Linked DNA regions of Homo sapiens: regions 2, 3, 4, 5 and 6 are each linked to region 1. Evidence: chromatin loops called from intact Hi-C (ENCODE). Cell type or tissue: dorsolateral prefrontal cortex. All regions are shown on one strand. Links, peaks and the distances in the headings refer to the core of each region. The heading gives the core; the rest is flanking DNA.

Evidence for each region. Hi-C counts contacts between places; a loop is a spot of excess contacts. Peaks named below come from ENCODE experiments on the same cell type or tissue, not always from the same donor. Only the 100,000 strongest peaks of a DNase experiment are listed, where the experiment ranks them.
Region 2: a loop joins it to region 1, with 2.5 times the contacts of the local background. A loop is called at or near these places in 13 of 110 quality-filtered maps.
Region 3: it touches region 1 in a loop (4-fold over the local background); 53 of 110 quality-filtered maps call a loop at or near these places.
Region 4: it touches region 1 in a loop (4-fold over the local background); 70 of 110 quality-filtered maps call a loop at or near these places.
Region 5: a loop joins it to region 1, with 2.9 times the contacts of the local background. A loop is called at or near these places in 2 of 110 quality-filtered maps.
Region 6: a loop joins it to region 1, with 5 times the contacts of the local background. A loop is called at or near these places in 65 of 110 quality-filtered maps.

What each region holds. Positions count from the first base shown.
Region 1 is chr6:38,492,093-38,496,996 of GRCh38, reverse strand. The region is part of intron 6 of BTBD9 (BTB domain containing 9); the gene reads left to right. Among named protein-coding and RNA genes, the nearest start is that of BTBD9-AS1, 13 kb to the right of the region's middle. In dorsolateral prefrontal cortex, for the core only: CTCF peaks have their summits at 2,667 and 2,866 (motif pointing right); DNase peaks (open chromatin) are centred at 876 and 2,856; H3K27ac peaks cover 2,316 bases.
Region 2 is chr6:37,481,845-37,486,748 of GRCh38, reverse strand. It overlaps CCDC167 (coiled-coil domain containing 167), which reads left to right. Exons shown (of 4, transcript NM_138493.3): 2 at 1,555-1,649; 3 at 1,887-1,939; 4 at 3,460-3,811. The coding sequence ends at 3,563. Among named protein-coding and RNA genes, the nearest start is that of CCDC167, 16 kb to the left of the region's middle. In dorsolateral prefrontal cortex, for the core only: CTCF peaks have their summits at 2,190 and 2,390 (motif pointing left); a DNase peak (open chromatin) is centred at 2,378.
Region 3 is chr6:38,031,775-38,036,678 of GRCh38, reverse strand. All of the region lies in intron 2 of ZFAND3 (zinc finger AN1-type containing 3), which reads right to left. Among named protein-coding and RNA genes, the nearest start is that of ZFAND3, 210 kb to the right of the region's middle. In dorsolateral prefrontal cortex, for the core only: a CTCF peak has its summit at 2,185 (motif pointing left); no DNase peak of the experiment used is centred there.
Region 4 is chr6:37,788,584-37,793,487 of GRCh38, reverse strand. No RefSeq gene overlaps it. Among named protein-coding and RNA genes, the nearest start is that of ZFAND3-DT, 28 kb to the left of the region's middle. RefSeq lists enhancers at 1,781-2,075, 1,801-2,095. In dorsolateral prefrontal cortex, for the core only: CTCF peaks have their summits at 1,652 and 1,861 (motif pointing left); a DNase peak (open chromatin) is centred at 1,897.
Region 5 is chr6:38,262,560-38,267,463 of GRCh38, reverse strand. The region is part of intron 8 of BTBD9 (BTB domain containing 9); the gene reads left to right. Among named protein-coding and RNA genes, the nearest start is that of BTBD9-AS1, 220 kb to the left of the region's middle. In dorsolateral prefrontal cortex, for the core only: no CTCF peak of the experiment used is centred there; no DNase peak of the experiment used is centred there; H3K27ac peaks cover 1,569 bases.
Region 6 is chr6:37,703,492-37,708,395 of GRCh38, reverse strand. No RefSeq gene overlaps it. Among named protein-coding and RNA genes, the nearest start is that of MDGA1, 8.1 kb to the right of the region's middle. RefSeq lists a silencer at 2,561-2,820. In dorsolateral prefrontal cortex, for the core only: CTCF peaks have their summits at 2,589 and 2,789 (motif pointing left); DNase peaks (open chromatin) are centred at 2,495 and 2,775; H3K4me3 peaks cover 1,285 bases; H3K27ac peaks cover 1,854 bases.

The sequences.
Region 1 (4,904 bases), core at 453-4,452:
CCCTGCTTGAAAGTTTTCACCTTCAGGGTGGATCTTGGTGAGAGCATGTGGCTAGGCCCTGGCTACTTTGCTGTCTGCCACCAGCTCTCTTAAGCTTTTAGGGCATTGTTTTAGACACTAACGTAGCAAGGGAAGGCATGATGGCTGTTGCCACTAGTAAGTCATAGGGTACTTGGCAAGCTGGCAAAAGCTAGAAGCCTCATTCATTTGCATTTTAATTGGAATGACCATTAGCCAAAAGCCCGAATTTTTAAAATTGTCCATTGAGTCCTTTTTCCCTTTACCCTCTCATTTTCCTGAAGCTGATTTCCATCTCTCTCTCTCTTTTTTTTTTTTTTTTTAAGAGACAGGGTCTTGCTCTGTCACCCAGGCTGCAGTGCAGTGCAGTGGTGTGATCATGTCCTGCTGCAGCCTCAACCTCCTGGGCTAAAGCAGTCCTCCTGCCCCAGCCTCCTGAGTGGTTGGGACTACATGTGTGTGCCACCGTGCCCAGCTAATTTAATTTAATTTTTTTTTTGTAGTGACAGAGTCTCCCTGTGTTACTCAGGCTGGTCTTGAACTCCTGGGCTCAAGCAGCCCTCTCACCTCAGCCTCCCAAAGTACTATGGTTACAGGTGTGAACCACTGCGCCTGGCTGATTTGCATCTTTAGAAAAATGTGTTTCTCAACATTTAAAAACTCATGTCTCTTTGATAAACTTACAAATCTTACATCTCCTTTAATATTATTTAAAATATTATAAAAAGTAAGAATTGTAATAAAAGAAGGCAGTGACAGCCTGAGAAGGATGCCCTTTCTTTCCTTCAGTCGTGTGAGTCATGTGTGAAAGTGGGGCTGGCTTGCTTGCCCCAAGTGTTTTTCCTGTTCTTGCCAGTGACAGAGCACAGAGGAGGTCACTTTCACATCAGGCCTCTTCAGCTGCTTTGTTTTCACGGTCACAACGGGCAGAAAGCCTGCTTTGCAAATGTTGTGTATTTTATTATAATTTTGAAAATGCTTTTTTAGATGACACATGTGCCCATCTCTTCTCTCCAAAGGATTCTGATATGACTCCCATACCATTTCTTACCACCTCACTGCTCTTAATACTTAAACATGAAGAAAGAGACAGAAGAAAGTAATTAAGATGGGATAAGTAAGACATTCTTATTCATGAGCATATTCTGTCTGTCATCATCCCCACGGGGCTGTTATTGCACCTCCTCTTCATTGTTATACCCCCGCCCCCCCGCCCAGATGCACCTGCACGGTCATTTGAGCCCTGTCCTCCAGTCATACTTGGATAAGAGGAAGCCAGCCTCACTGGTTCCATCACAGTTCTAACTGCTGTATAGAGTTCTGTGGTGCCTTAAGTAATACGATTATGTATAGAAAAGCTGGGTGCAACCAGTAGCACATGAAGCACATAACAAATGCCAATTCTGTTCCTTTTCCTCCCCTTTCCAGAATTCAGTGTGTTTGCTTCCAGAACCATCTTTGGGTCTTCTAATGTATAATAAAGAAGGACAGGTTTTTCATAGATGAAATTTTGAGTGGGTTTTATTGATTCACCCATGTGACTCCATACCTGCTAACTCTGGTTCCAGTCCTCCTTCTGGTGAAAATAGGTCTTCTGCATTCTTTTGTTGGTAAGAATAGATGGAGAAGAGAACTAACATTCTTTGAAGATCTCCCGTGTGAGTTTCAGGCAGTCAGGCTTAGTTATTTCATTTGCATCATTACAATGAATCCTCACCACATTCCCATGAGATGGGAACAATTATCTTCATTTCATAGATGAAGAAACGAAACACAGAGATGTTATTTGCCTGTTTTGATCTGTAGCGGTGGAAACAAGATGCAAGGCCACAGCCATTGTTCTTGACATTATATAGAGTTGCTTTGTCGGTTTCGGTGAAAGGTATGATTCTTTAAAACATGCTTAAACTTTTCTATTCTTTGGGTAGGCAGAAAAGGGAAAAAATAGCTAGTTATTATTATCCTTTTGATAGCAAACTCCCTCATGCTACCTAGTAACTATTTGGTATAGGATCCGGGGCAATGCTTGTATGCCCCCAGATGCCTTGCAGTATTTATTTGGCAGACCAAGAATATTATAAGTGTTTACTCTATGGCAGTAGTTATTAAAAGTGGAATTATGATCTCTTTTCATTGTGAGAAATCAATGTCTTTTCAAGAATAGGAGTATTTTAGATTGGCCTAAGGGAGCTTTTCTGGTAATCTGCAAAGGTAACCAAAGGGTTATCTTTTCCTACTTCCACAGAAAAATATTTGGATCCATTTTAATAGGAGTTGTAATAGTGAAAGAATGTGCATACAGTGAAATCTTTTATACTGTTATTTAAAAACAGAAATGTTCACATATAGAAAAAATGAGTAAAAGATATGCTTACAACTTTGAACTCACCATATGTACTCATCATGATGTATATCAGGCAAAATAGAGTTCCATAATTTGTATAATCTTACTCTGGAGTTTGGATTTTAACACTTAAGAATTCATTACTACTACTCTAGTGCTGGCATTCGCCATTATCTGAGGCGTATAGAGAATTCCCTCTCATTGCAGTTGTCTGTGTCCACATTAGGTTTGTTTTGTTTCGCTTTGATTTCTTTTTTACTTTTCAGAATATTTCTGAGGGAAAACAAATCAGATTTGAATAGAAGAATTTTAATTTGGTGAGGGAAATTTGGCAATAGAAAAATGGTTTGATATTGAAAATATGTGCTGAGATAAACAATTATATTAAAAGAGAAAAGAAAAAGGAGCTAATGTTACCAGCTTAACACCATTCAACATGAAAAGATTTGCTACTGAACTTTGTCCTTTGAAACTGCATTTTGAAATTTGGCCACTGGAGGGCGCTGTGCTACTGCAAACCACTTATTCAAGTCAGAAGTCATCGAATCTCTTCATTTTTTCTTCTCAGTAAAAAGATAAAGGATTTATATTCTTGTAATGCCAAATCAGTTCATACTTAACATTCAGCCTTTAGCTGTGGAAACTTGTTTGAATGACAGTAATGGCTTCATTTCAAGTTATCGAAATGTTTAATGCTGTGTAATTTACTCAAATGTGTGTAATCCTTTATTTAACTAGATGAAAATAATATACTGTTAACATTGGTTTTTAGCATTAATTAATGTGACTAATTAAAGTTAAAAACGCTAAAACCAATTTCCCTGTTTTGTTGCATGATGAGACTGTAGAGTTTTCCTCTGGCCCAGACTGGTTTGGGTTCAGTGCTCATCTCCCCACAGCTAGCTCCATCCCCACACGTATCCCTGATGTTTTTGTAGTTAATTTGATTTCAGTGTACCAAAGGCTACTCTTGGTAGCAAAACTGACTAACTATAGATCCTTTTCCTCCTAAAACCTGTCTTCGCAATGACAGGAATCTCCTAACATCACTTTATTATTCCAAAATGAATGTAGCAATGATTGAAATCACTAAATTACTACCAGCACTTAAACAGAGAGAAAAAAGAACAAAGCATGTGCTGAGATCACTAGTCCTGGCAAATAGGAGATGAGTGAGACCTCATTTTCCTCAGGAAAAGGGAGAACCTCAGTATTCCTCCCAAAGACCCCGTCAGCACAAATATTGTTGCCATCCACTATCAATAATAAGGAAAAACAAAACTAAAAGCCCCTGCTGTTTACAAAGTCTTAGTCTGGTCTTGGAAATTGGGTATAAGTCAAAACCAGGTAACACGTTTCTGGCCGCCTGCATCTACTGCTGTGATGTGTTACATTAAAACTACCTATTACAGTTCTGTGTTTGTAGGCATAAATAATTCTTTCTCATTAAACATTGCTCCTCCAGGGTTTCAGAGAAAGGAACGTTTTTACCCAGTGTAATTGTTGATAAATATCCTTTATTCAAAGTAATCGGTAGGTTATAGCACACTTTCTTATTATTTTAAAACTCATGGAATTTTTGTATGTAAGTTGAAAAATTTTTTTCTTTTTTGCTTTAATGAGTAGTATTGAATGGACAATTTTTTAAGGGTTAAAAATGCAGAAGTATCTTATTTTTAGATCGAATTCTAGATTAGAATTGTCTAGGTTTAAAGAACAGCTATAAACATAATTTGCCAACTCCTTCACATAGTATTTTATATCATCATGTAATTTTTTTATGCAGTGGTACTGTTTATTTTGTGAATAAAATCTTAAATCGAAAGTGTACATTTAATTTAGAGCAAAATGCAACTTTATTATTAGCATATTGACAGTTTTTTGGTTTATCAACACTTTAAGAAAAGAATTGATATGCTATTTGTGCCACATTATAATTTTCCTTACCATAAAATGTCAATATTATACATACACACAAAATAGTTCTCTTAGTTGATTAAAACAAATAATTGAAATAAAAAATTATGTTTATTCTTACATGTATGCCATGTAGCACTTTAAGGAGATGAGTTTATGAAATTCATGAATGAGAGGATGATGTAAGTTTAAAAATCATTATTTTAGTTGCTTTATTCTTCTATTTTAAATTCATAAATAACACAGGTGGCCTGTATTTTGAAAAGAGCCCTTTCCTCCATTTGAACTTTATAAACACTGAGGCAGTAGGTGTAAATATTATCTCCATTTTATATTGAAGGAAATGGGGCCATAGGAAGATGAAAATTACTTTCCCAAGATCATAGAAATAGCATGGGCTAAAGCTAGGGCTGAGCTTCAGTTACCTGCTCCTGGTCAGTGTTCCTTCCTGCACATCTCCCTCCTTTAAAAACTTAGGGTGCAGTCCTGAAGGGGTGCTGTTGAACCCTGAATGGAGACTGTGAACCGAGATCCCAGGAGAGGCCTTTGGATGGAAAGGCTGGCCTTTGTTTCTTTGTGTATTATAGATTGATTTAGGCTGTTTCTGTGGGCCCATTTTCTCATC
Region 2 (4,904 bases), core at 414-4,413, 1.0 Mb after region 1:
CCAGGGACAGCCCCATCTCCTGGCTGGGTCTGTTTCCCAGGACAGCCCTCCTTTTGGGTGCCCAGTAGCAGAGAAACGACACAATTAACCAGGCAATTAACTCAAGGCTCTGTGGTCGCTCTCTCCCACAGGGCCCTGCTTATGGGGCTGGAGGTGGCCATGGTGGGGCTGCAGGGCAGGGGGTGGATGGTGTGTCATTGCCAGGCCTCCCTCGGGAAGAAGGAAAAGTGGCTGACATGGAAGTGGCTGAGATGGGTGTTGGCCGTGGAGAGAGACAGAAGGCCCAGAGACTTGGAATGCAACTCTCCTGACACTCAGCCCCAGAATGCCTGCTACCCTCTAACCAGCCATTGTGGGAGGCAGGGATCTTACCTGCAGTCATTGATTACTAACCCTGCAGGGGCTAACTCCAGAAGCGAATGGGGCAGAGAACTGGCTGAGACTGATAAGGAGAGGGGTGCCCCACCCTGACTTCTCAGAAAGTCATTCCATTTGGGGGACCCCCATTCTTCCATTCGTGAAATGGAGGTCTTATTTGCCATGTCTCCTAGGGAAGTGGTGAGAATGAGTGAAGTCAGAGATGGGAAATGGAGCATTATGGGGCTCCGAGGTACTATTCAGTCAGCTGCTGGGAGGGTCACAGAGCCCCCTGAACCCTTCCACCCACTGACACCCAGGCTCGCCCCAGCCAGAGAGGTGGCCAGCTAAACACCTGGAGACTGAGTCAGACACAGGGAGATGGACTTTCAATGCCAAAACCCAGGTTTGGACAACCCAGTCCAGTATGTTATTAAACATTTCTCCACAACTCAAGTATTTCCCCAAGAACACTTCTCTGAAACTCTAATCAAACAAATGGAAAAAACAGATACCTTAACTATTTTGCTACCTTGATGGTAGGTAAAGTTTTTGCTTAAGAACCAAGTCAGAGAGGAAGAAAGGTGTTTTTGAGCATTTTTCTCAGTAATTTTTGATTCTCACAGAAAAATGTATATTTTTACAACTTGGACTACTAAGTTATTAAGATGAAGTATGTCAATGAGAAAAACACCTCTGTGTTGCCCCTAGATGTCTAATCACCCGGCCCCACACGTGTGGAGTGTTTGGAAGCCAGTTTCTTCACAGCATCTCCGCCACTCTAGGATACGCCCGTGGGGCAGGTGCATGCCGTGTTCAGGGTTCTGGTTGCTCCTGTTGTGCGCCCAACTGGGGCATCGTGCTGGGGAGACAACAGACCAAGGGGCTGCTCCTCTCCACCCCCAACCTGTGCTTGGCCCAGAGGGCTGGGACAGCTGTGAGACCCTGGGCAACACCCACTACTGTTTACAGTGTGGCTCAGGCCACTGTCCTGTGCAGTTCAGAGCTGAACCACGTGGAGGCAGAGGACAGCAAAACAAAGACACTCCAGGGAAGACAGGCCTGGGTGCCCTGCCCTGCCAAAACGAATGGGGGGAACACCTGTCCAAGAAGACTCCCGGAGGCCCTGCTTCCCAGTCCCAGTGTTTTGAGAGCTAGAAGCCTCGGCAGCCCACCTCTCTGTGGCCTTTGTTTCAGATCGATGGGCTAGAGGAGAAGCTGTCCCAGTGTCGGAGAGACCTGGAGGCCGTGAACTCCAGACTCCACAGCCGGGAGCTGAGCCCAGAGGCCAGGTAATGCTCCTGCCCAGCCACCCCACCCTTCCCCATCAGGCCCCCACCCCCTGTATCTATCCTGGGTCCCCCAAAGTAGGCCTGAGGCAGAGGGTTTGGGTCCCTGACATCTTAGCTTCAGTGCACACCCCCCCTGCCGCCGAACAAGACCCAAGCCCTGCCAACTGGCATGCCAGCTGCCCCTCGGGTGGGGAAAAGGAAAAGGGTTTGGTCCATGAAGCTCCTTTCCCCTCACAGGAGGTCCCTGGAGAAGGAGAAAAACAGCCTAATGAACAAAGCCTCCAACTACGGTAAGAAAGTTCCTTTCAGTTACCAGCCCCAGCCTCCAGTCCCCAGAACCAGGAAGGGTCAGAAGCCCAAGGGGCCTGACAAGGCAGCAGGGAGCAAGGGGGTTCTTTGGGAGGGAACCAGCCCCCAGAGGCTGCAGACACCCCTGCTAGGTCCAGCAGCCTGCGGGAGAGCAGGTTTGTTGCTTTGTTCTAAGGGAGGATGAGACCGCCTGTGGGTCTGTCTGCTCTTTGGGATGAAGGGATGTGGCCGTGGCCAGGTCTAGGAGACAATCATTCACCTAGACATCGGAAGTCTGCTCTCCCCACGCCCCAGCCCACCCCACCCCAACCCACCACACCCTCCCAGGAAAACCATGCAGTGGGAAGTGAGGGGTGAAGGAAGCCGAACCTCCCACTTGGGTACGGCAAGGGCTCCTGTGGGTGGAGCGATGCCGCCACCTTCTGGGCGCTGGGGGCAGAGGCAGGTAGAGGCCAGGCCCGGCGGGGCGCCAGAGGGCGGCTGGCAGGCTGGTGGGCTCCCTGCTAAAGGCTGGGGAGGACCACGGTCTATAGGTGCTCCTCAGACTTGTCGGTTCTGTTCTCCCCTGGGGGACCAGGCCTGGCCATGAATCAGCCCCAGGAAGGTTCTAATGGCAAGGAGTCCCCCAGAAGCGCTGGTCTGATGAATGCCGTAGGCACAGTGCACACCTACCAGCCCTGCCTGGAGTTCAGCATGTCTGGGCCGGTGCACCCTGGGCCCTGGACTCAGTCTGGCCTGCCCAGAGCAGCTCTGCAGGTGTCTCTTCCCACTGCCCAGCACAGACAGGGATGGGACATTAGTTTCCCTTCAAGTTTAGCGGTTTTCACACAAAACCACACCACCACTCAATTTAGCCCTCACAGAGTACCCCCTACCTGCGTGTCACCTGGAGGGGATACTTTGATACAAGTGTGGCCATAGAGCAGCAGGACTGATTTCCTCTAGAGTCAAGACCAGCTGCCTCATGGACACAAACTGCATCTTAGCGTCCCTAGATTCTGCTCAACCAGGCACCCGGCAGAGGGCAGGGACTCAGGAAACACGTGGCCCCACCTAGCACCTCCTCCACTGTCAGGCCCAAGGAGGCCCCAGGTGCCCTCAGTTTCTGGTTGGCGGATGAGATGCCTTGAAGGATGAGCACCACAGCCAACCCCATGACAGGCAAGCAGACTCACCTGGCGGTCACACCACCTCCTAGCTTGGCTTTCAGGTGTGGCATTTTTGGTGACTCCTCACCCACCTCACCCTCAACCTCAACCACATTTAAAGAGCCATAGTTGAGCAGCACTGGGCGTTGGGACTTTATCAGGCTGGCTCTATAGCCAAAAGGGTGTCAGGATTTGGGCAGATTAAGAAGGGCAGAGTCATTTTTATGGGTAAGGAGGTGGCTGGAAGGGTGCGTCTTTGCCCTCAGCAGTGTGTACCCACTCGTTGGAGAGGCAGAGCAGAACAGACGGGCCTAAACTGCCTGTCCTATCCCTATCACCCTCTTTCCTCCCAGAGAAGGAACTGAAGTTTCTTCGGCAAGAGAACCGGAAGAACATGCTGCTCTCTGTGGCCATCTTTATCCTCCTGACGCTCGTCTATGCCTACTGGACCATGTGAGCCTGGCACTTCCCCACAACCAGCACAGGCTTCCACTTGGCCCCTTGATCAGGATCAAGCAGGCACTTCAAGCCTCAATAGGACCAAGGTGCTGGGGTGTTCCCCTCCCAACCTAGTGTTCAAGCATGGCTTCCTGGCGGCCCAGGCCTTGCCTCCCTGGCCTGCTGGGGGGTTCCGGGTCTCCAGAAGGACATGGTGCTGGTCCCTCCCTTAGCCCAAGGGAGAGGCAATAAAGAACACAAAGCTGTTCCCGTCTGCTGAGTAAATGTCATGGTCTGACTAGCGGAGGGTGGACGGTGGGGGCAGGAAGAGGCAGCAGCAGCAGAGGCGGCACTCAGGAATCAAGGAAGAAGAGATGTTCAAGGGAAAGCTCTGGATTACAATTCAGAATAGAGGAGAAGGCCCCCAGCTCGAGTGGGAAGGAGACAGTGGGAAGCACTTTCCAAGCCAAATAGTGGGAGTTACTTCCAGGGCTCGGGCACTGCTGGGGTTGAGCAGCAGACATTGTGCCACCTGTCCATCCCCCCACCACACACTGTCATGCCCTCCAGTCAGTGCCATTGCTTGTAATTATGGCAGAAAAAAATGCAGTCTGTGCAGCGAAGGGCGGCTTGGGGACTTGAAGTGGTCATGTGGCGATCCCAGGGGAGTGCGGAGTTAATCCATCTTCGACAGGCAGGCAAGGCTGGGGAGGCTGTGAGTGGGCAGGAAGAGTCATGGTAATGACCAGACAGACTTACGGTGACAGTGGCCAGTAAATCAGGTAGGGTTTGTAGTGAGAAGTAGGGGTGGGGCTGATCAGAGGGGGAGTTGTGGCAGGAGCAGCAAACTCAGACATCTCCCTTACCCTTCCACCCCCCAACTCTAAAACTCCTAGCTTTGGAATAAGGAGGGGAGCAGGTGGGAGGCTACAGCAAGGCAGAACAGAGGAAGGGCGTGGATGGCCGAGATGAAACCAGTTAAGTAGGAAAAACAAGGGATGGGGTTGCCCAGGGAACTAAGGCCATACACAAAGGACTCTTGGGGCCAAAGTGAGGAAGTCCAGCAAAGTGAAGGCGGACTTTGGGGGGCAACCAGCACCAGGGCGATGACTAACTGGTGGAGAAACCAGCCGGGAACAGAGAGGGAGGTGCCTGCAGCATCTGCATCCCCCACCCCCAAGCACAGTCCCGTGCAGGCAGAACCAGCCCTCCTTGGAGGGGAGGCAGGCTAGGGTCAGTGAAACCATCTATCTCTCCCTCCCTCTTTCGCCCAAGTCTAGTGACACTAATTGGTCTGACGCCTCTGTTATTTTAGTCACACAGACTGATCCTGGATTGTCACAGTGCCACCATGGAGTGA
Region 3 (4,904 bases), core at 308-4,307, 460 kb after region 1:
ATTATTTGTATAATCTCTTTATTGATAATCTCTACTTGATGAGTCTGTAATCATACCTCTTTTATATTTACTTATAATTACATTAATTTTGAAATGTATTTATAATTCGAAGTCTTGGTCTAAATCCAACATCTGGGCCCCCTCAAAGGCAATTTCTGTTTTCTGTTTTTATCCCCAGTAGGTGGTCACACTTTCTAGTTTTTCTGCATGAATTTCTGTTGAAAACTGGACATTTTAGATAATACAACCAAGTCTGGTTATGTACCCTCTATCCTCCTCTCCTATCCTATCCCTGTTCTGGTGTTGCTTGTTGTTTGTTTAGTGGCTTGGCTGGAATAATTCTGTGAAGCCTATTTACCCTGCAGTATGCAGCTTCTGATGTCCCTGCTCAGATTTTTTTCCTTGTTTTTATCTTTCAGCCTGGCTTCTTAGGGGTCACCCCTGGGTTCACATAAACTTCTTACTGGTCAAAGGTAGTGCTTAAGCTTCCTTAGCCAGTTAGATTTTCACCCTTTACTAATGAAAATATGTGGTGCTTGGAAACTGCTATCACATTTCAGGGAATATATTATTCTGTCCTGTCTTTAGCCAGGGAGAACAGACTCAAGAGTCTGGGAGAGAGGGGACCCTGAATTCTTGGCTGCACTCTCCTGGAGGAGACTTTCCATAACATGGAGCTGGGAGAGGTAATGGATGGAAGCTGGTTGTGGCTCAAATGCCACAAGGTCTCCAGTTCTTACTGAGATTTAGTAGACTTTATTGAAAGTATTTCTCCATTTGCTGTGTGCCCTTAGGACAATTTCCAGAGACTTTAAATGTTTTGCTTTAAATAATTTTAACTAAATGGCCTTTTCACCTAGAAGGTCAACCAAGCTCCACACACCAGCATTCTAGAAATTCCCACCCTAAACAATTTCTAGAAAATTAAAACATGGATATGAGATAGAATCTGCACCTTTCCTAGATTAGTGGTGTTTGCTGAGTTCTTGAATGACTCAATACTGCTTACACAACAGTTCATATTACAGAAAAAGAAAAGGCAGGAATTTGTATTAAGTACAATAAGAGAATTACATTAATGAGGATCTCCCATATGCTAATTAAGCAACCTAAGTTTACTATTTCGTCAGTGTCTAAATATAAACAATATTGATAACTCAGAACATGGGTACCTAAGAAAACAAATCACCCTCTCTCCCTTTTTGAGGATTATTTTTAAGACTTTCAAAGCTAAAATACACAATTATTATATATGTATTATCTTGGTTGCTTAGAAACCGTGAGACACGTCCTGAATAAGCAAAATTAGAGCAGCATAAGGAGGGAACCCTTTGTTAAAAAGAAGTTTAGAGAAAAATGCCTTGGCTATGATAATATATTTTGAAAATGAGACTGCAAAGTAAAGAAACATAATAGAAGATTCGGGATGTCACATGTGAAGATATTTTCTTAAGCAAAATACTTTTAAGTATTTCTTACTGCTCTCGAGTTACACACTTCAGCTATAGTTCACCAAGGAAAAAGAACTTTAATGCATGTATAAAACTTCCATAATCCCATGCATCAAAAAAGCCACCAAGAAAGAAAAGCAGGCCTATATTTATGAACCCCGAAAGCTCAACAGGAAATCAACTTTACACTAGGCCCAGGAAGTGTAAAAACTTAAATTTCCAGTAAACTGTGACTATTTAACAGCACAAATTAGAAGCAAGACAACCATCAACAATCCTATACATGTAATAGGAACCTTCTTATGTGCTGCTATTTCCATACTTAGAAAAAATAAAAATAAAAATAAAACCCTTTTTGGGAAGTGGTATGAGAACAATTGTATGTATCAAATTAAAAGTCAAATTTGAAGTATTAATCAAAAAGGCCTATGGGAAAATAAATACCATTCAATGAACAAGCTACAATTCCTGCTGAGGACTCAACTTAATTCCTCTTTTGTCTAGATCAACTTTTTAAAATGCCTAGAAGTCCCTATTTGGGGAGAAGATCCATTATCAGCTTTTGACAAAGAATCTTTTTTTCTTCCCCTTTTTAAAATATTAATTTTGAAGCCACACTGGAAAAAATGATCTTGTTTATTTTTAGTTACATTGGTCAAGAATCTTTCAAAAGATACTGCATATTTTTCAAGACAAGCCAGCAAACACATGATGTGCTCCCTCTGCTGGCTTTGCAGTAGTTCTTTCTTAGATGCTCCTTATATCTTGAACTGGAAATGCAAATACTTTTTTCCTAATAAAATAACTATCAAAGGGTGATACATCCCAGTATAATATATCAGGCGGCTTTTCAGTAAAGCAGGTTTAGCAACAGTATATTAGGCCAACCCCAATGGACTTTATCCTTTCTTATTCTGCATTATTTTCTTGCATTTTAACATCTCCATTTCTTGCATGGGTTGGAGTAGAGGTGGAGAAGGTAAAAGCTTCATACAAAGAGAAAAGGAAGAGACTAGTTTGCCCCACTAAATAAAAACACTGTAGATGCAATCTGGCACATTTAAGTTCACACAAAAGATGAAACTGAATGTAAAACATAATAGGCTTTTCTTAAAAAGCTGAGGAAATCACTGTTTAAGAAGCCCAACATTGTACTACCACTTTTTTTCAGATCCCTAAATGGACAAAAGGTTAGAAAATCAATGCACAAGCTAGAAAATATTTTTTCATTAGAAGTCTTTTTAAATTCTAGAATTTTAAGTCATTTGTAAAATAAAATTTATTTTGAAACAGTAAGTACCCTTTTAAACAAAGCTTTAACTCTGCTTGTTTAAATAAGCTATTAATTTTAATTATTTTGCCAAGTGCCATTAAATAAATGTCACAAGAGTTGTCATAGAGATACCCTGTGATTGACTGACTGACTGAGCTATCCCTGAAAGCTTTCAGAGAGAACATGAAAATCTACCTGCTTCTTGGCTATCAGTAAAACAAAAGATAGAAGGAGTTTCAATTCAAGGCACAGTTGCTAATTATGTAACAAGTACAGTCAATTATAGGCACTGACATAGAAAACTGTGGATTGGCATGTAAAATTCAGTACAAATAGAGAAATGAGTAAATGGAAAGGTGAATAATCTTTTCAGACACAGCTGAATTACTGCTTTAAACTACTAGCTGTCACACACATGCTGTTCTAATTACCTGGTTAAAGCAGCCTGCAGGCCATTCCTTGTGAACCCCTGTCTTAAAATGAGGTGACGAGGGGAAGGTTGCAATAAATATAAGTTCTATTAACTAGGTCAAACAAGTGGCTGGTGCAATGACATCAACTCTAGCTAGAGAAACATTTCAACTTGATTTACACAGAGAAAGGCAAAATTTCCTTTTTTAAAAAAATAATGAAGATTGGAAAAGCTGGATTAATATTTTCCAGCCTATTCCTGAATACAACATCCCTTCTCATTATAGATGAGAGTCTATATTATATGATGTTTAGTTTCTAGAGAGAGTAAACTAAATCCAACCCCTTTCTGATCTTCTTACAGGTCTAAATAAATTATTTCAAACAGCTCTCAGGAATTTAGCTCTTGGATAAGAGTTTACTTGCAGCCATTTTGGTTAATGTGTTTAAATTTTTCAGCTAGCAGGCTTCCATTTTTTTTCAGTAAGTTTCTCACTGCCTTCCTAAAGGATACAGCTTTAGCCCACAAAGTAACTATGACAGCCTTTGTATTAGCATTCCGGGGAGGCAATCAAGGCTTGGGTCTTATACAGAGTAGCAACATGGACTCTGCATAGTACATTCATACACACAAAACCAAAACTTATCTTTACATTTTAGTTCCTAGATTTGAATAAATAATAATAATTCAATTTCAAACACACCACTCAAATCAATGAAATGCTAATTATAAGCAAAGAAGTTTTCTACGTTCATGGTAAGATAAGACATGGCATCTACTGTGCAGGCACAACTTCAGCTAAATAAAGTTCAGGGACTCTTTTGTGCTTTGCTTGATCACCATTCCCCTCCACAGTTATTAGATAATCAACTCCTCCCAGCTGCTCTTAATGTTAGCTTTTAATAAAGAGATGAAGATATTTATCAAATGCCCTTTGAAAACAATTAGACCTCTACCTTTCCCAAGAGTTCTTCAGTACATTTTAAGTAAAGTAGGTGCTCAGAGTTTTATTCTCTTTTGGGTAATGAGGTCCATGTCTTCCTATAATCTGCTCTGACACTAAAGACACTTCCTATCACAGCTCCATGACCACTGAGCAGAGTTCAAATGACATTTCTGATACAACTTAACTGTCTCAAAGACTTGACAAAAATGTTCTCCACAAAATTATTTCTATTGGTGAAACTTTCAAACAACTGACATATTCAATGATAAAATAGTTAAATTATAATACGTCCTTTTAGCCTAGGATTATACCATTAAGAACATTTTCAAATATTATCTTTGCTATAAAATATAAATCTTGTAACTATTATATTGATTATATTACAGTAATCTATAATAGTATTACTAGCACTCTTATAGTAACATAGATAAATGCTCATAATACATTAAAAAATGCAGCATACAGGCCAGGCATGGTGGCTCACGCTTGTAATTCCAGAACTTTGGGAGGTTGAGGAGGGAGGATCACTTGAGCACAGGAGTTAGAGACCAGCCTGGGTAACATGACCCAGACCTCATCTATACTAAAAATCCAAAAATTAACTGGGCATGGTGCCATACCCCTGTAGTCCCAGCTACTTGGGAGGCTGAGGCGGGAAGATCACTTGGGTCCAGGAGATTGAGGCTGCAGTGAGCTATGATGACACCACTGCAAGGACCTGGGTGATACAGCAAGACCCTGGGACAGCGTGGGGCGGGGGGGGAGGGGCAGAATATGAAACTGTAAGTTGGAGTCTACATATGCATAACAAAGGAGATACAT
Region 4 (4,904 bases), core at 329-4,328, 700 kb after region 1:
AACTTTTTAAAGAGAGGGTAGAGTATGCTAGGAGTTGGAGATAGGAGAGTTCTGAGGTCAAGATCAACAGGAACTTGTGCATCAAAATGCACATACTGAGTCAGGTCCCACAGGGGTGGATTATCTCTCCTTGAGGGGCTGGCAAATACGCGTGATGTCACTAGTTGTAGAGGAAGAGGTTGGGGTAAGTCTCCTAGAAGGACTTAGGTCACTTCTTGGGCAACAGCTTCAAGAGGCAGAATCCTGTAGCCCGGGTTCAGCCAGGCCCCCAGGGAGGACCTGGGAGGGAGCATAGTTTCCTCGTGACAAGACAGTTTGCAGCAGCACTCCAAGGTGGCCCAGTGCTGGGCTATGGAGAGGGCTTATCAGCTGCGAATAGGAAACTGCTGCATTTCGCTCCTAGAATTTAGCCTCAATCACTTCTTCAGTAAAGGCTTTCAGGCTTAACCCTTTGGGATTGGGCAGGGTTCTGTTCTCCTGAGGGGACCCTCCAGTCAAGGGGAGGCACTCTGGCACCAGCAGGGACAAGAAGCAGAGAGCCAGGGAGGGTGTAGCCTAGGCCAGCAGAGGCAAAAGCATTTCCTGCCTAAAGCTGGGTGCAATGAGAAGTGTGGGTGCTGAAGATCGAGGGTGCAAGGATGCGCAGATGATGCTGGACAGCTGCTGAATGGGAAGTCTTGGTTCCAGCAGTCTTACATCCTCTTTCAAGTTCTCCCACCACCCTCTGCCTCCAAAAGCATTAACAGTAGTATTTCTAGCTATGTGGCTTTGGGCACAGCAGTTTATCGTGAGCATCAGTATCCATCTGTACATATCTGAGCCTCAGTATCCTCATCTATGTAATGGGCAAAAATACTATTTTGAGGTAGGAATACAGGTTACCTACAGGGCAGCCTTGACTGGGGCAAAGCATAGGGGATGCTGGAAATGCTCTGTATCTTGATGTGGAGGGCGGTTACACAGGTGTACATACATTTAAAGATTCATCCGGCTGTATGTGCACTTAAGATAAGGGCACTTTACTAACATGTAAGTTATAGCCCAATATAAAAGTTAACAAATAGGCCAGGCGCAGTGGCTCATGCCTGTAATCCCAGCACTTTGGGAGGCCGAGATGGGTGGATCACCTGAGGTTAGGAGTTCGAGACCAGCCTGGCCAACATGGTGAAACCCCATCTCTACTAAAAATACAAAAAAAAAAAAAAAAAAAAAAAAAGAAATAGCCATATGTGGTGGCAGATGCCTGTAATTCCAGCTACTTGGGAGGCTGAAACAGAAGAATCACTTGAACCTGGGAGGTGGAGGTTGCAGTGAGCTGAGATCACGCCATTGCACCCCAGCCTGGGCGACAAGAGTGAAACTCCATCTCAAAAAAAAAAAAAAAAAAAAAGTTAACAAACAGAAAAGATGCCCCTCATTCTCAAGTCCATCCTAAAAGGTGATTGTGAGGGCTACAGGGTTGGTGAGAGCGAAACATTTCGCACAGGGCCTGCCTGGCACCGCAGTGTTCTCTCATCCCCTATCTGCACCTGGGATGGATCTGCAAGATGTAATCTCAAGAAAACTAGTTGCCCTAAGTCCTCCGGGCGAACAAAACTGGAGTATGGCTAACTACCAGGGAGATTTCTCTGACACACAAATTAAGGTATAAACACAAATGAGGGATGAGACGTCCTGGTTTTAGGCAGGAGAGGTATCATCATTTCTGTTTTGGAATTAGCTGAGGCACAGAGGGTGGCCAGGGTGTAGGAGGCCCAGGAAGTCAGGCCCCTGACTCCCAGTCCAGTGCTCTTCCCAGAACTGGAGTCGCCCAGATGGCCAGGATGTCAGGCCTGGCTCCCCCCGCCCCCATGTGGCCAGCCTGGGAACTCTCCAGTTGCAGTGCTGCCAGGACTGCCTGTGCACAGATGGGCGAGACAGGCTGCCCCTCCTCCCTGTAACTCTGCACTCGATGACAACATGACAACTCAGTAATGAGTCATCCCAAAGAATGAATGAGCTGGAGAACAAACCCCGCCTTCTGGAGGCGGGGGCAGGAATCCCAGAGTGGCTCCCCTGCCTGGCTGCTGCATATTCTTTGCAAACTTGCTTGTCCAGCCCCTGGGTCTACAGGAGAACAGGGATGGCAGTGTTATCTCCCAGGTGCCCTGGCTGACCTCTTGATCCAGCCACTATGCCCAGCCCCCAGAGCCTCTACATTTGATAGTCCCAGCGAGACTTCCATTCCTTGACCAAATGGTTCCCCTACCCTCCCTTAGGCACCTGCTCCCAAGTCCTCTTTCTCTTTCCAGCAGCCCCTTTCTCCCTGCTCCCTGACATGTACTCTCTAACTCAACCTGATTGTCTACTGGGCCCAAACCCTCCTGGCTGAGGTGAGAGCCTGTCAGCGGATCATTCATTACTGATACCCAGCAACCCCATTGTCCCCAAGCTGGTTTCTCCATCCCAATAAATCCCACTTGGTAGCCAGTCTAAATCAAGGCTTGAAAGCAATCTTAGTGTGAATTTCTGGATCTATTTGTTCACTTATCCATTCAAACCTTCAATAAGCATGTATTGAGTGGCCCCTGTATGCCAGGCATTATGGGGGATACTAGAGGTATAAAGACACAAAGCATTGTCATAGTCCCTAATTTGGCACCCCAAACTGTTCCTTTTTACTCTTTCCTCCTTCCCTTCAAAAGCTCTGTTTCTGAGTTTTTCAGCTTACTAGCTATGTGACCTTGAGCAGAAAACAAACAAGAAAAAGAAACCATTATTATAGACACCAAGTGCTATGCAAGGTGATTTACATCTGTTATTTAATTCTCCTGACAACACTGCGAGGTAAATATTATTATCCCCATTTTTCTAGGTGAGGGAATGGAGGGTCAGAGAACTTAGTTAAACTTGTCTGAGACCACACAGTTAACAGCTGGCAGAGCCATGGTTTGAACCCAGGTCACTCCACCTCCCCAAACCCGTTTCCTCATCTGTAAACTAAATCTGTGCCATACATAAAATCCAGGCTAGGTACAGGCTAGCGGGTTTAGAAACCCTTTCTGCTTTTCCCCACCCCTAGGTTCATGGCGAAGACCTTGGTCAGGGCTTCAGCTGTGCCATGCATGGCATGAAGACCCAAGACTGTATTTGGAGGCTTCTAGGGCCCGTCCAGGGGGTCCTGAGGCTGTCCTCTTCTCCCACAGATACGTTCATGATGTAGTGTTGTAGTAATCTCATCCCAGCATGGCACAACCCAGTGGAAGGAGGTGGAAATGGTATGTTGCCATTTATTTTAAAAGTCAGAAATGTGTCTCAAAATAATGAATTATTCAAAAGACAGGTACAAGGATGCTCACAGCAGCTTCATTAAGAATAGCTAACAAGGCCGGGCATGGTGGCTCATGCCTGTAATCCCAGCACTTTGGGAGGCCGAGGTGAGTTGATCACCTGAGGTCAGGAGTTTGAGACCAGCCTGGCCAACATGGTGAAACCCCATCTCTATTAAAACTACAAAAAATTAGCCAGACATGGTGGCAGGCACCTGTAATCCCAGCTACTTGAGAGGCTGAGGCAGGAGAATCACTTGAACCCAGGAGGTGGAGGTTGCAGTGAGCCAAGATCATGCCACTGCACTCCAGCCTGGGCAACAGAGTGAGACTCTGTCTCCAAAAAAAAAAAAAAAGAAAAAGAATAGCTAACGAATGGAGACAACACAAGTGTCCACCAACAAGAAGTTAAATAAATAAACTGTGATTGGGCCAGGCACAGTGGCTCATACCTATAATCCCGGCACTTTGGGAGGCTGAGGCAGGTGGATTGCTTGAGCCCAGGAGTTTCCGACCAGCCTGGGCAACATAGTAAAACCCCATCCCTACAATTTTTTTTTTTTTTTGAGATGGAGTCTCACTCTGTTGCCCAGCCTGGAGTGCAGTGGCATGATCTTGGTTCACTGCAACCTCTGCCTCCCGGGTTCAAGCGATTCTCCTGCCTCAGCCTCCCAAGTAGCTAGGATTACAGGAGCGTGCCACCACGCCTGGCTAATTTTTGTATTTTTAGTAGAGATGGGGTTTCACCATGTTGGCCAGGCTGGTCTCTAACTACTGACCTCAGGTAATCTGCCCCCCTTGGCCTCCCAAAGTGCTGGGATTACAGGCGTGAGCCAGTGCGCCTGGCCTACAAATTTTTTTCTTTTTAAATTAGCCGGGTGAGGTGGCATGCACCTATAGTCCTAGCTACTTGGGAGGCTGAGGTGGGAAGATCATTTGAGGTCGAAGCTGCAATGACCTATGGTTGTGCCACTGCCCTCCAGCCTGGGTAACAGAGCAAGACCCCATCTCAAAAAAAAAAAAAATCAAAATTAAAAAGTTGTGATACATACATGTATATATATTTATACAATGAAGCACTACTCAGTAATGAAAATAATTCCTATAACCACATGCAACAACATGGATGAATCCCACAGACGTGATATTGAATAAAAGTAACCAGGCACAACAAAATCACATACAGTGTGATTCCATTTATATGAAGTCCAAGAAGAGACCATATTAATTTATGGCAATAGAAATCATAACTGTGGCTACCTTTTGGGGGGTGTTGACTAGGAAGGGGCATATACATTTTGAGGAGCTGGAAATGTGGAAATGTTCTCTATCTTGATCTGGGTGATGGTTACATGAAAGTACACACATGTAAAAACTAATTGAGCTGTACCGTTGAGCCTTATGCACTTTACTGCATATATGTTATATATCAAGAAAAAAAATAATGGTAATGTTTCCCAGGGTGTTACATGTGTCTTGCTGCTCCCCCAGATCCCCTGTGCACACTCTCAGCCATGGCCACCTGAAGCAGGATGGGTAAAGGAAAGCTTTGCCTAAGAAAAGGGCAGGGAGTGCTGAGCAGGTGGACAGCAGTGG
Region 5 (4,904 bases), core at 267-4,266, 230 kb after region 1:
GACTCTACTCCCCTACCTGTTGGATGAAGGCCCACACTGGGGCCTTTTGTTTCACAGGAGTCATAAATGTTAAGTAAAAATCCAAGAATTCTTAACACTCAGCTGTAGATTAGTACATTTTGAGCTCTTTAATGTGTCTGTCTGTTCTTATCGCCCTCCTAATAATTTCATAGAATTGAGGACAGAGAACAGAAAAGCTCACACAAATGCATATTGCCTTCAGCTATTAACAGAAGAAACTGATTCTGGCCTTTTACATTCACAACAGCCCGTAATAGCCTTCCTAGCAAATGAAGCTAAAAGCCAGCTGGACCTGATGCCTGGGAGCTAAGCCCTATCGTCTGGGCAGGACCTCGGCATTTCTGCCTCTCACACATCCTTTTCTGATCCTGCCGGTGAACCAAATCAGGCTGATCTCACTGATTGTATATATTCATCAAGAGGAGGAAGCTGCTGGGATCAAGGCAGATGGCCTTGCTGGAGAGGGGAATTGGTGATGCCAAATTTAAACACGGGGGAAGATCCGTAAAAGCTGCATACCTGCCTAGTGTGTCACTGCCCAAAAGGTCTGTAACATATTGTGACTTCACCTTTTAAAATATCATAAGACCATTTGAGGGGTTCCCAATATTTTTGATGCCAACATTTTGCTTAAGGAAGGGGCTGTATTAGAGTCACTTTCCAAAATATAAGAATGCTTTTCTTCTCAAGGGCTGTTTGGCCTGGACAAATTTTTATCATATTTCCACATTGAAAGCATAAAATGAGATAATTTTCTTTTTCTTCTTTCTTTCTTTCTTTCTTTCTTTCTTTCTTTCTTTCTTTCTTTCTTTCTTTCTTTCTTTCTTTCTTTCTTTCCTTTCTTTCCTTTCTTTCCTTTCTTTCTTGTTGAGACTGAGTTTTGCTCTTGTCGCCCAGGCTGGAATGCAATGGCACAATCTCGGCTCCCTGCAACCCCCTTCTCTCGGGTCCAAGTGATTCTCCTGCCTCAGCCTCCTGAGTAACTGGGATTACAGGTGCACGCTGCCACGCCCGGCTAATTTTTGTATTTTTAATAGAGATGGGGTTTCCCCATGTTGCCCAGGCTGGTCTTGAACTCCTGACCTCGGGTGATCCACCCACCTCAGCCTCCTAAAGTGCTGGGATTACAGGTGTGAGCCACCGTGCCTGGCTGAGAATTTTCATTAAATTGGACTGTGTAGTATGAAGTCTAGATCATAAGCCTGGGGCAAAATTTATTTGTTAAAAGAAAAAAAAGAGTTTGTCAAGTGATTAAATAATCTGTAAAAGATTGCTTGGGCAGTGTTTAGCCCATGTAAGAAAATTAACCAGGAAACTTAGGAAAATAGATTTGCGTTGAAAGCAGGAAATGTGCTGATTATAAATTGTTTTTTTTCCAAATGTGATAATGTATGCAAAAACATTTTGAAACTAGTGAGGACTGTGTGAATGTGAGGTGGGACTATGATTAATTGTTCACCATTCATTCCACACTCAGTATCTAATGAATATTGCAGCTGCAGCCATGTATTTGGTAATGTGGTGTTAGCTTTTATGTTATCACCTAAAACTTGAAGTTAAAAACTTAATCTTTCTAAGAAGTGAAAAGATGGTCTTAGTTAGCTGTTAAAAGTTGGTTGTTTTAGCCAGGTGTGGTAGCTCACGCCTGTAAGCCCAGCACTGTGGGAGGCTGAGGCAGGCAGGTCGCTTGAGCCCAGGAGTTTGAGACCTATCTGGGCAACATGGCAAATCACCTTCTCTACAAAAAAATACAAAAAATTAGCCAGGCCTGGTGGCGAGTGCCTGTAGTCTCAGCTACTTGGGAGGCTGAGGTGGGAGGATCACTTGAGCCCGGGAGGTGGAGGTTGCAGTGAGCAGAGGTTGCAGTAAGCCAAGATTACGCCACTGAACTCCAGCCTGGGCAACAGATTGAGACCCTGTCTTAAAAAAAAAAAAAAAAAAAGATTGGTAGTTTTGTATTGTCTCCAAGTTTTGGAAAGTTTTGCCCCATCCAGCTTTCCACAGTTATATCCTCCAGGCATATTCTCCATTGATATTTTTCCACTTTCAGATAACATACCTAGATTATACTATATTTCTCATGGTATGTGGGCTTTAAATAAATAAATAAATAATTATACTATATCAAATATAAGATTTCATGAGAAAGAAAATCCCTCCTTAAATATCCCCCTTTCTCAATGAGCCAGCCTACACAGTGGAGCCAAAATGTATACTTGCCACCTCCTCACATTTTTGTAATCCTGGACTTCAGTTGACTAAACACAGAAACTACATATGCCACACACCCGAGAGCTTCTGCTTGCCTTTTCTCTGGCTACCTGCAAGAGAATATTGTTAATCAGTGCCATCGTTTCTTCCCCTTTTAGAGAAATCACCCTCCACGTCCCAGATATGAGAGATTAAACATTATGAGACAGTAGGTAGACTCTCTGATGTCCTTTGACTAATGCATTTCCCCAGAATCCATTCCATCTGATGAGCAGCCAGTTTTTCCCTCCTCCTGCTATTAGGAGACTGGTGTTCCCTTTGCCCTGAAAGGTCGTGGCCCATTCAGAGGCAGGCCTCTGCAGTGGCAACACCTCAGGGGTTCTCATGTCTGGAATCTGCAGGGCAGCCGCCTGGTCTACTTCACACACTTTTAAGAAAACATGGTTACTGGGCTCTAGGCTCCCGCTGAGAATCTCATTTTGGACTCAGCGTCCTCCAGCAGCTCTTCTCAGCTGGACCTTGCTCCCCACCTGAGGGTGAAGCCACGTCATCGAACCCTGTGACAGCTGACGATAAGGAGCCCTCTCATCTTTGGGAAAGTCCCTCTTTCTCACCGGCAGAGTTGTTTCTCTGAAGCTGTATTAATTCCTTCTGGAAGCTGTTACAGGCTCCCTCCTGCCCCTCAGTAGCAGAGATTAGAATAGGGACCCTAATGTGTTGTTTGTCTTTCTGCTTCTCATCCAGAGGAGCAGGAACTGGACTTTTCCGAATTAGGTGAAAGTGCTGAAGTTTCCCTTTGTCACCACAACTCCTTACCTCTCTCCCTCACCTTTACAGCTGCCGCATCTGTTCTTTGCATCATGACCTCCAGTCTCTCTCTGTTCTGAACATTAGTCTACCATCTCTGATCCCACTTACCTCCTCAGAAGCCTACAGGTGGTCATTACTTTTCCTGGCCCTTCGTTCTCTGACCCTGGCCTGTATCCTCCTTGTCACTGTTGGCCCTGCTTCCCCAGTGCCACCGCTGAGGAGAGTTATAAACTACACTGATTGTTCCATCTTTGCAAGGCTCTCTCCCTGCAGCTCCACTGATGCCACTGAGCCCACTCCAAAGCCTGTTTTGCCTTGCCACCGTACACCACAGTCTTACCGCTCTCCGTTTCTACATAGAATCCTCTTTCATAATTGAACGAAAAGATTGCCATCATAAGGGAGGTTTCCCACCACCCCTGCTCTTTACCTCGTTGTCTCTCTGGTCCTGTAGCCATCACGGTATCATTGCTATCCTCACTGCCATAACATCTACTCTTATTGCGTACCTTTTCTGTCCAGTGCACTCCACCAGGAGCTTATCTTTGGCCCTTTTAGTTCCAAGTAACAGAAACCAAGTAAAGATAGGTTAAGCCGCAAATGGTAACTTTATTTAAGTGATTAGAAGATTTCTCACGGAATACTAGAGGAGAAACTCGGAGGGCCCTAGTAGGTTTTGAAACCAGACATTGGAATCTGTCGGGACCCCAGGTAGCCCTCCCTGGACTGCACAGCCTGTGGTCTCTGCTTCTCACTGCAGGTATCTTTCTTTGCTTCTGTATGCCTGTGATCAAAGAGACTCACCCCAGAATGCCTGTATTTTCATCATCTCATTTTAAGTGAACAGGGCACGTTAGGCTGGAATCTCACATAATTCTAAATTTTTGAGAAAGGAAATCTGATTAGCCCAGCATGGATTGGGCAGCTTCCAAGTCCAGAGGATAAACTGAGCTCAGGAATCTCCCATGTCCACCTTGAGGTTGTGCTGGAAAGAGTTGTCAAAGACAGGAGTTACTGTGTAATGTACAGACATACCAAAAAAACCTCTGCATATGCTATAACAGAATATTAAATGTTAGAACTGGAAGAGTGCTGAGAAGCCATCAAATCTCGACATTTAATGTCACAAAGGATGAAACCAAAGTATAAGTAAAGTGACTTGCCTAATGTTACTGAGTAGTTATTCAGTAAATATTTTTTGAATTGTTGAATGGAAGACAATTATTTCTGAAGAACTTAAAGGATCTTTACCAAAGAATATACTGTATACATTTTTGAGATCAGGAGTATCTTTCACTTTAACTGAAAGATTAGGAATGGATTTGATCATAAGTTATTGCACTGTCACTAATATCCTGGTTGCTGATCTTCCTTTAGTTGGTTTTCACCCAAATGAGAAAATTTAGCAACAGTGGCATTATGGTCCCAGGCCTTCCAGTGGAATTTCCCACAAATGATGGACAGTTAGAAACAGGCAAAACAGGCCCTTGCTTCTGGTCTAAAAGGCACCAATTCAGTGGAGAAGCTGTTGACCTCAACTGTTATACTTCAGCCATTGTTCACAATCTGGCACAGTATTAATCCCTTAAGAAAAGGATGAAAAAAGTGCCATTCAGCACAACATAGTTTGTCATCGCATGCATAATGTAGACTTTCCAATTAAAATGCTACAATTTGGAAACTTTCTTCACAGACTGATGAGAGAGCAACTATTTTAAAGACTGGAAACCTCAGTCCACTGGGTTTGCATTGAGTCACTTCTGACTCAAGCCACAAAGAAAAGAGTTTTGAAAACATATTCGCTATTGAATTTTGTATCAAAATACCAGCAAGGAGAGCAATTAGTTGCTGTAAACTGAACC
Region 6 (4,904 bases), core at 502-4,501, 790 kb after region 1:
CTGTTGCTGTGGCTCCTGAACCCTGGGTCAGGCCTCAGGCAGGCCCTGCTGCCCTGGACACACTCTGAGAGGTCTTCACAGTAGCTCTCTCGATGACCACAGGAGGACCCCGAAGACCCTCAGGGCCTCAGCACACAAACAACCCCATCTGGCACTGCAGGCCAGAGGAACACAGACAAAGGCCTCATCTCTGTCGCTTCCAGCTTGGGGAGGCCCCATCTCCCTTCTCCTTCCATTTTACTCTCCATCAGGAGACCTCCACCTCCTAAACCTAACTGAGTCGGGACATCCCTCTGCTTTGACGACAAACCCCAAAGCTACTTGAGGCAACCCACCCCGCCCCTGCAACCACCAAAAAAACCAACCAAACAAAAAACCCGACTCAGACTCTGGCTTCAGTTCTTTTCTTGGGATGGAAGATGGAAGGTCGTTATTCCAAGCGCAATGGGAAAACACAAAATAAAATTTCAGCATAGATCCTGGCTACACAACTCATGCCTGAACCTTAATTTAAGGCTTCTCAGGCCTCTCCTTGCCAGGTCAACCAAAGACAGAGAAGCACTTACGTGCCGGGGGAATAGGATGGAGTCAGGGCAGCCCTACCTTCCCCTTTGTAGAATGCGGGTTGGAGATGGGAGGTATTGAAGGGAAGCCCAGGAATTGGAGTCAGAGAGACTCGACATGTGGACCCAAAGTAGATGCTCAGTAAATTCCTCTCGTATGAATAAATCCAATCTTGGGCACAGTCCTTCACATCTCTGAGCCTTACCATCTTTATCTGAAAAATGGGCATCTACTCAGTCAACAACCATTTCTTGATTACCAGGCACCCTTTAAGCTATGCGGGATATAGCAGTGAACATGACAAAGATCCTCCCTGACAGAAGCTCCATTTTGTGGGTAAGACACAATAAACGGGTCATGTCATATCCGCTCTAGTAGGATGGGTTGGTACCCAGCCTCTGTCCCCTCATCCTAACTTCATTGCCCTCAGCTGACTTCTAATTGCCTCCCCACCGCAGCCTCCCAAGTGCTGAGATTACAGGCATGAGCCACTGCACCGGGCCCATCAGTTTCTTAATCTGTACAGTAAGGTTGATGAAACCTCATTTAACCACCTTACAACATTTTCGAGAGGGCCAAATTCGGAAGTCATTTATTGGCTGTAGTGATATCATTAGGTCATGTGGTGGAGAAAAAAGAATGAGGAGCCTCAGCTTCTGGCATTTAATTTGCTGTGTGGCTTTGAGGCAGTTCCTTAGTTTCTCTGGTCTTTAGCTACCCACTTTGTTAAATAAAGGACTGGCTTATGATTCCTAACAAAATAATAATGTTTAGTATGCTTACTATATGCCAGGCACTATGCCTAGCACATTTCATATACATTTTCTCATTTAATCCTTCTAACAGCCCTATGAGGTTGGCACTTTCTTGTTTTGAGACAGGGTCTCACTCTGTTGCCCAGGCTGGAATGCAGTGACTTGATCATGGTTCACTGCAGCCTTGACCTGCTCAAGGGATTCTCCTGCCTCAGCCTCCCACGTAGCTGGCACTACAGGTGCGTGCCACCATGCCTGGCTAGTTTTCTTAAATTTTTGATTCACAGAGATGAGGTGTCCTTATGTTGCCCAGGCTGGTCTTGAACTCCTGGGCTCAAGCAATCCTCCCACCTCAGGCTTCCAAGGTGCTGGGATTACAGGCATGAGGCACCATGCCTGGCCTTGCACCATTCTTATGGAACCTGAGATACAGAGAGGTTAGGTAACCGGCCATGGTCGCTCAGCTAGTAAGCAGTAGTGCTGGGATAAAAATTAAGGACTTCTGAGCACTGCTGTCCAATAAAACTCCTGTGATGAGGGTAATGTTGTATATCTTTGTTGTCCAACACGGTAACCACTAGTGTGACTGTGAGCACTTGAAATGTGGCCAGCGTGACTGAGAAACTGACATAAATATCTACCAGTAGCTATGCCTTGGCCAGCGCAGCTCTAGTGTGCCAGTTTTTGGCCCCACTTCTTCGTGAGACGCAGCACCAAGTAGTGGTGAAGAGTATAGACTCTGACTCTGGAGCCAGATTCTCTAGTTCGATTGAACACAACTTACTAGCTATCTGTGACTGAACCTCTCTGTTCCTCAGTTGCCCCTCTAAAATGAAGATGACAAAGGTGGTCATGAAAGCAAATGGCCTTTATTATGGGCATTTGATGCTTATGAATTGTAGCACGCTCCTTCAGATAAACCTTGGGTTAGAGGATGAAAAGGGGGACAGATGGGCAGGCCGGATCATCCTTTAGTGACTGAGTGGGCCGGTGCCTGGGGATTCCTTCCAAGCCCGTGCCAGGCATGGATCCCAAAGGCCCCCTGGGATGGTGGGCATGGAGGGTCCCCAAGGAGAGCCGGGAGAGCCACGTAATAAGACGAGTTAATCAAAAGGGCAGCGAGTCCCCAGGGCTCACAGCGCTCGTCTCACAGCGAGCATGCGCAGGAGAAGGCCCGATGGCTCCTTCCCCCGCCCCCGTCTCTCTCTGAACCATCCGCAGCGTGGCCTGCAGGAGTGGGGGCCAGAACAAGAGCGACCTGGAGGGTGAGGGGCCAAGACAGGAGTTGGCGGCGGGGGCTTGGGGGTGGGTTGGGAAGAGAAGGAGCGAGGGAAGTGAGGTACAGGGTAGGATGACCCGCCAGCTTGTCCTGGGGTCAGGTCAGACCCGAGGGCGTGGCAGCAGGGCCCCCACGTTGTACTGGGGGGGCGGAGGGGGCGGGCGCCATGTCTGTCGTATCCTATGTGAATGGCGCCCCCTGTAGTTTATGCCACGCAGCGGTCGCGGGTGTGCTGAACGCCTCCAAGTCCACGCCAGATTTCCCGCCCCCCACCCCCTTTTACGTGGATCAAAAAGAGCTAATGGCTAAAGGAAAAAGAATTGGCTGGGAGGGTTAAACAGAAAGGGAGCAAGGAGAGTCACGAGGCCTGTCCCTGGGGCCCGGCCCCGGCCCCTCCCCTTCCAATACCGCAGATTGGCCGCCCCTCCTCCCCTTCTCCTTTCTCCTCACACCCCAGCCGGGCTTTTCAGGCTGGAGAACATTTGATCCTGCTTCCCGCGGAGCTGCCGGGGAGAAAGTTAGAAAGACCAGCTCAGCGAAACTTGATGCGTTCCACTGGGGCTGCTGAGGCCTGGGAGCAGATGCCTGAGGACAGAGCCACCCTCAGCCTGGCAGAGCCCCCATGCCTCTAGGAACGCACCTGATTCAGACCTCTCCTCCCAGACAGCATCTCAGAAGGAAGCAGCAGTGGGGGTTGCTAACCCCCTGCCACTGTTTACACAGGGGTTTCCCAGAAACCCTGGGCCTCACCTGCCTGCTTCCCTTCCCCGAGAATCAGTTTTCCTTCAGCCTGTACATAACTCAAACATGTCTTCGATCTTCATTATTTGTATTTGTCCGTAATCTACATATTGTCTGGATAATTTGGGCCTCCGTTATCCTGGTAATTTAGGTCTTGCCCAAAGCCTACTTTTGTTTGAGTTAGTCAGTGTAACCAACTCAGCTCATTTTATTTTATTTTTATTTATTTTTTTGAGACAGGATCTCACTCTGTCACCCAGGCTGAGTGCAGTGGTGTGATCATGGCTCACTGCAGCCTTGACCTCCTGGGCTCAAGGGAACCTCCCATCTCAGCCTCCCAAGTAGCTGGGACCACAGGCGCATGACGCCATGCCTGGCTAATTTTCTGACTTTTTTTTTTTTTTTTTTTTTTTTTTTTAGAGATAAGGTTTTACTGTGTTGCCCAAGCTGGTCTCAAACTCCTGAACTCAAGCAGTCCTTCCACCTTGGCCTCCCAAAGTGTTGGGAACTCAGGCGTGAGCCACCACACCCTGCCACAGTTCATTTTAATGAGCATAAATCAAATAACTACTGTGTGCTCAGCTTGGCACTGGGTACTGTGAGCAGTCCAGACATGAGCAGGACACTCACTCTACCCTTGAGCTCACAGCACACATGGAAACAAAGCACAGAGAACGAATGCCCACTCTAAGCCTGGGGTGGAGGGGTGTCATTCATGAGGCCAGAGTAGCAGGTGGGGCCTTTGGAGAGGAGCTGATCTCTAGGTGCCCTGTAGTCTGCTTAGTCAGAGATACCTCCCTAGGGGAGGTCAGTGGAGTCAGATGGGGCTGGGACTTCTTGCTGGGGTGGAGCCTGGCTTCCAGAGAGAGGGTGCTCTTCCCTGTGGGTGCCAACGGCTGCATGCCAGCTTAACAGTATTTCCTTCAAACAGGCCTCTTTCCCAGGAGCCCAGAAAGACATTTGCATTAGGAGAAAATACCCAAGTAAAACACAGACTACTTCCCTTGGGTTTGGCTGAAATTTGGAAAGCTGCAGGCAACCAGGCTTGAAGAAAGGTTAGGGGCCAAGACGGGGGGATCACCTGAAGTCAGGAGTTCGAGACCAGCTTGGCCAACATGGTGAAACTCTGTCTCTATTAAAAATGCAATATATATACATATATATATTAGCCAGGCATGGTGGTGGGTGCCTGTAATCCCAGCTACTCAGGAGGCTAAATTTTTTTTTTTTTCAAGCCTGGTTGCCTGAGGTGGGAGGACCACTTGAGCCTGGGGATTTGAGGCTGCAGTGATCTCTGACTGCACCACTGCACTCCAGCCTGGACAACAGAGTGAGATCTTGTCTCAAAAACAAAAAAAACAAAAAAAACAAAATGTTCAGTAAGAGCCTAGAAATCAGAGTAACCAGCCAGTGCCTTCCTAGTTCTCCATCCTCTTCACTTTTACCCATGTAGTGAACACTTGGTTGCTGTTATAGTATATCTATCTGTCCCTAGATCTATAGCCTGGCTCCATTTGTATTCCAGGATCTGTAACCCTGTAATAGCAGTCTTCCCCCATCAGACT